Regions from separate parts of the Homo sapiens genome. Here region 1 is linked to region 2. A link is a loop called in an ENCODE intact Hi-C map of the cell type or tissue named here. Cell type or tissue: PC-9. All regions are shown on one strand. Region 1 overlaps FAM41C (family with sequence similarity 41 member C). Region 2 overlaps PLEKHN1 (pleckstrin homology domain containing N1).

Region 1 (2,500 bases), 110 kb after region 2:
GCCTCATCTCTAATAAAAATTAAAGAAAATTAGAAAAAAGTTAGACAATATAACCAAGTGGAATTATCCTACCAATACAAATCTAAAAATCAGTGTAATACACCATATTAATAGAATAAAGGAAAAGACCATGATGATTTCAATGGACGTCTGACAATGTCTGACACTCATTCCTGATAAATCTTCCAGAAATCTAGCAATAGAAATAACTTCCTGAACCTCCTAAAGGACATCCATGAAAATTTAATAAATTCCACTAAGGTATATTGAAAGGCATATTGATACTTCCAACTCTATGGTTTTAAAAATTAACAATGAAATCAGAACTAATAACAGTAATCTAACCATCTGGAAAACATTAAACACCTTTCTAACAATATTTCTTTTGATGTGATAAAGGTAAAAATCCAAATTTAATAAGAGGAGTGCTTTTGAGACGACTGAAATTTGGTGTTCCTAATTTTTCTGACTTATTAGCAATTAGAATCGAATTATCAATAATGCCAAGAAGACAGGAGTACTCTCCAATGACATTAAAATGTATAACACGAAGATTTATAGTTAGGCATAATGTGTAACACAAAGATTCATTGTTTGGCATAACAGCATTTCATATTCGAATCAGTTAATAACATTGTCATCATTGCATATTCTCCTGGAAATAACACACAACACAGACTTCAAAAAACCAGAGCTTTTGCTGGGAATATATGCTCCTTCCAAAGGCGATTGATTGTGTGCAATATTCTGAGAATTAATTCCTCCAAAGTTAAAGTGTGGCCATCTGGGCTTCTGGGAATATCCCAAAAATCCACATATTCTAAAAATCTTTTCCACTACAAACCACCATAAATGCTGGACAACAGAACATGTGCTCAACTGCGCAAATTATACTTTGGGGCTTTTGTACACAGTTTTTGCACGGAAATGTTTAAGTGAATATAAATTAATTGAAATGTTTTCCAGGTGGATACTGAGGGAGAAATAGAAAAATCCAAGACAATCCCCTGTGGAAGAAAATTCTCCAACCCAAAACTCAGCCGAACTCAAAGCGCTGAACAGCGCGTCAACTAAGACCTGTCAAATATAATCACACGGGGCCCAAATATAATCACGGGGCCCGGGCCCGGCGTGGGGGTTGTAGGCCGGCGCCACAGCCTGAGGACACCGCGACCTCTGCCCCGCGGAGCGCGCCGAATGCCGGGTGGGGCTGCTGTTGCGGGCCGTGGAGCCGCGGCCCCGCTGGAGGGCAGGGTCCGGCTGGGCGTCGGGGTCCTGGCAGAGACCGAGGCGAGGGCAGGAGCAGGTGCACTGGCCGCTGCACAGGCGCCGCCAGGCTCCCGGACACCGCGGGCGCGCCCCCTGGTGGCAGCCGGCTCCGGAGCCGCGGGAGGGCGTGCCCAGTCCCCAGCCAGGCGGCAGCGCGAAGCTCCTTCCCCGCGTGGGGGAGTGGGCGTGGCCCAGCAGCGCGAGTGCCTTACTAGTGAAAAAGCTGGGGTTGGAGCTGCCACGGGGGGAGGTGTGGGGGCCTGGGGGCTCTGCCTGGACCTTCTGGGTGCCCTCCTGCGACCTCAGTTTCCTCACCTGTCTCAGAGGACTGATGGGCTGCTATGGCAGGGTTGTTTGGAGGATTAAGCCAGAGAGTCCCAGTAAAGCCCCATTAGCCCCCCGGACTCCGGATTTTTTTTTTTAATTATTTTTCTTGCTTTCTTAGGAAACTTTGCGGAATGTGTCCAGGTGTTGAAGCTCTTGATGGCGAAAGGTAGAAAAGATAGATAGTAAATAGATAGATAGATGATAGGCAGGTAGATAGATAGATGATAGATAAATACATAGCTGTTCCAGAAAACAGAAATGGATAACTTCATGAACCAAAAGCAGAGTAATATACTTTAGAAAGGAAGCAGGCCGGAAAACCCACAGTTGCAAAACAAATAGAATTTCCAACTGCCTCTTGTAGCCCCTTCCTGGAAGTAGCCACAGCCCAGGGTGTTTGACTTCTTCCTCTGTTTTTTGTTTGTTTGTTGTTTGCTTTTCTGTGGGGTTTTTGTTGTTGTTGTTTGCTTTTTTTTTTTTAAATTCCCTTTCCCTGCTTTTTTGTCACAGCAGCCTTTGTCACTTCAAACACCACAAGTGTTCTTTTAAAAAATTATATCAACCTTTCAATTAAAATGCAACATGTCTGAAACTTGGTATCTGGGGAGGTGAGATGGACAAAGCAGCCTTTGTTACTGCACGTTTTCATTCTTCAAACTTCACCTTGCACATAGTAACAGACAATGCACAAAGCCACTTCCTTATGGACCGAAATTCTGAAATCCTTTTATGCCTGGCCTTTCCATCCTTCATCTTCCCCTCTCCCATGCTGTGAATGATTGTATTGGACATTTTTGTTTTAATCTCAGTGACAGGGGAACACAGGCAGCTCTAATATAGCTGTGACCCAGATGCTTCTGTTTCTAGCATGTATTTATTTTGCAGCAAACATTTACATCCATGA
Region 2 (2,500 bases):
GGGAGCGGGAGGCGGTTCCCGGGGTTGGTGGGGGGAGCGGGAGGCGGTTCCCGGGGTTGGTGGGGGGAGCGGGAGGCGGTTCCCGGGGTTGCGGGGGGAGTGGGAGGCGGTTCCCGGGGTTGGTCGGTGGGGGCAGGCGGTTCCCGGGGTTGGCGGGGTGGTGGGAGGCGGTTCCCGGGGTTGGTGGGGGGAGCGGGAGGCGGTTCCCGGGGTTGGTGGGGGGAGCGGGAGGCGGTTCCCGGGGTTGGTGGGGGGAGCGGGAGGCGGTTCCCGGGGTTGGTGGGGGGAGCGGGAGGCGGTTCCCGGGGTTGCGGGGGGAGCGGGAGGCGGTTCCCGGGGTTGGTGGGGGGAGCGGGAGGCGGTTCCCGGGGTTGGTGGGGGGAGCGGGAGGCGGTTCCCGGGGTTGCGGGGGGAGTGGGAGGCGGTTCCCGGGGTTGCGGGGGGAGTGGGAGGCGGTTCCCGGGGTTGGCGGGGGGAGTGGGAGGCGGTTCCCGGGGTTGGCGGGGGGAGTGGGAGGCGGTTCCCGGGGTTGGCGGGGGGAGTGGGAGGCGGTTCCCGGGGTTGGCGGGGGGAGTGGGAGGCGGTTCCCGGGGTTGGCGGGGGGAGTGGGAGGCGGTTCCCGGGGTTGGCGGGGGGAGTGGGAGGCGGTTCCCGGGGTTGGCGGGGGGAGTGGGAGGCGGTTCCCGGGGTTGGTGGGGGTGGGGGCAGGCGGTTCCCGGGGCGGGCGTGTGCGGGGCCATCTCTGAGTGCAGCCGTGGGGCTGAAGGTGAGCTTCTGTCCTAGGGGAGCTCCGGGGGCCTGTCCCATCATTTGCCTTCAGCCAGAATGACATGTGCCTGGTGTTTGTAGCTTTTGCCACCTGGGCTGTGAGGACGTCAGATCCGCATACCCCAGACGCCTGGAAAACAGGTTTGGGTGCCTGGGGGCAGAGGGAGCTGCGCCTAGAAGCCAGACCGAGGGGCGCTGGCAGGACGAGGGGTGCACGGGGGCCCCGGGGCTCACCCCTGACCTGCTCCCCCCAGGCTGAGCTGCGGCCCTGGCCGCACCGACCTTGCCCGCCCTTTGAGGGCTGGGTCTTGCGGGCAGACGGTGCCGACAGCCAGGCTGGCCCTCAGAAGAGCCTGTGCTTCTCTTGCAGCCTTGCTGGCCAACGTCGGCACCATCTCTGCCATCCGCTACTTCCGCCGGCAGGTGGGGCAAGGGCGCCGCAGCCACAGCCCCAGCCCCAGCTCCTAGGAGCCAGGCCCGGGCCAGGGAGATGCAGGATGAGGAGACGACCACAGGCGCCCAGGGCAGGACGAGGTGCCGCCCTCGCCCGGGCCCTCTGACCCCTCTCTTCTACCGCGTCCAGGAGGGGGGCGTGTCCTGGTGCTGCTCCCTCCGACTCACCTGAGGATCCAGCCAGTGACCACGGCCACTCCCCACGCCTGGGAGGGAGGTGCTAAAGTCTGGGTGGGTGGAGGGCAGGCAGGTGGCTGGGTAGGAGGGTGGCCAGATTCACAGATGAGAACACAGGGCATTCGGTTAATTTCAGACAGGCAATAGTGGGGAGGTCATTTTACTAAGAAGTTGTTGTTTATCTGAAATCAAATGCAACCGCACCCTGCGTTTCTTCTGGGGTGCAGGGGGAGCTGAGTGGCAGGACAGGACTTGGACCTCGGAGGGGTCTGAGCAGCAAGACACTCCGGCTGGAGCTCTGGGCAGAGGCAGGGGAGAGGACACAGGGTGGCCTCAAAGAGGGGATGGGCAGCCTCCTCACAGGTGGGCTGGGCTGGCAAGGGCTCCAAGGCCCATCACTCTTGATCCTCAAAGGACTGTGGCCAAGGCCTCTGCGGGCTCTGGCCTGAGACAGCGAAGGCTCTGCCTGCCCCTCCCCAGTGCAGCAGCCCCTGCAGGGTGGGGGTCTGTGGCAGAGCCGCGAGCCCCTCCCCGGGAGCCCTGGGTGCAGGTGCAGAGGGAGAATTCGGTGGCCTCAGATGGAGGGCTGGGCTCCTGGGGTTGTCCCGGGGGCTCCTGTGGGGCAGCTGGGGACCCACAGCCAAGAGGAGTCAGAGATGAGGTGGGAAGGTCGGTGAGGGGCCCGAGGTGGCAGAGGAAGGGGGCTGCCTGGCTGGGTGCTGGGTGGGGGTCCTCAAGACTGTGGGAGACCCTGGCTGCTGAGCAGAGAACACATGGATGCAGCACCAATAAAATTCTATCTTTTCTTTTTCTTTCTTCCTTTTCTTATTCTCTCTCTCTCTTTCCTTCTCTTCTCTTCTCTCTTCTCTTCTTTTCTCTCTTCTCCTCTCTCTCTTCTCTCTTTTTTCTTTCTCGTCCGGTGGTGTCAACGTCTCCCGTGCTGCCCTGTGGTGCGCGCCAGGCCACACAAGGACCCACCCACCCTCCTCCTCGGGGCACCCTGGCTTGTGCTCCTCACACCTTGCTGACCTGTGACCCTCATGCCCTCTGACCTCACATACTCTGACCCTGCTGACCTTTCTCTGTCCTCCGACCTTCACGC

The links. A loop is a pair of places that touch in the nucleus more often than their neighbours do. Peaks named below come from ENCODE experiments on the same cell type or tissue, not always from the same donor. Only the 100,000 strongest peaks of a DNase experiment are listed, where the experiment ranks them.
Region 1: it touches region 2 in a loop (15-fold over the local background); 8 of 110 quality-filtered maps call a loop at or near these places.

The regions. Positions count from the first base shown.
Region 1 is chr1:868,790-871,289 of GRCh38, reverse strand. The region is part of intron 2 of FAM41C (family with sequence similarity 41 member C); the gene reads left to right. Among named protein-coding and RNA genes, the nearest start is that of FAM41C, 6.8 kb to the left of the region's middle. RefSeq lists a silencer at 1,086-1,495. In PC-9, CTCF peaks have their summits at 1,160 and 1,360 (motif pointing left); no DNase peak of the experiment used is centred here.
Region 2 is chr1:974,908-977,407 of GRCh38, reverse strand. PLEKHN1 (pleckstrin homology domain containing N1) reads right to left here. Exons shown (of 16, transcript NM_032129.3): 16 at 1,543-2,500. PERM1 (PPARGC1 and ESRR induced regulator, muscle 1) reads left to right here. Exons shown (of 4, transcript NM_001394713.1): 3 at 784-909; 4 at 1,139-2,210. The coding sequence ends at 1,236. Among named protein-coding and RNA genes, the nearest start is that of PERM1, 5.9 kb to the left of the region's middle. In PC-9, CTCF peaks have their summits at 1,005 and 1,205 (motif pointing right); DNase peaks (open chromatin) are centred at 857 and 1,207; H3K4me3 peaks cover 1,335 bases; H3K27ac peaks cover 1,119 bases.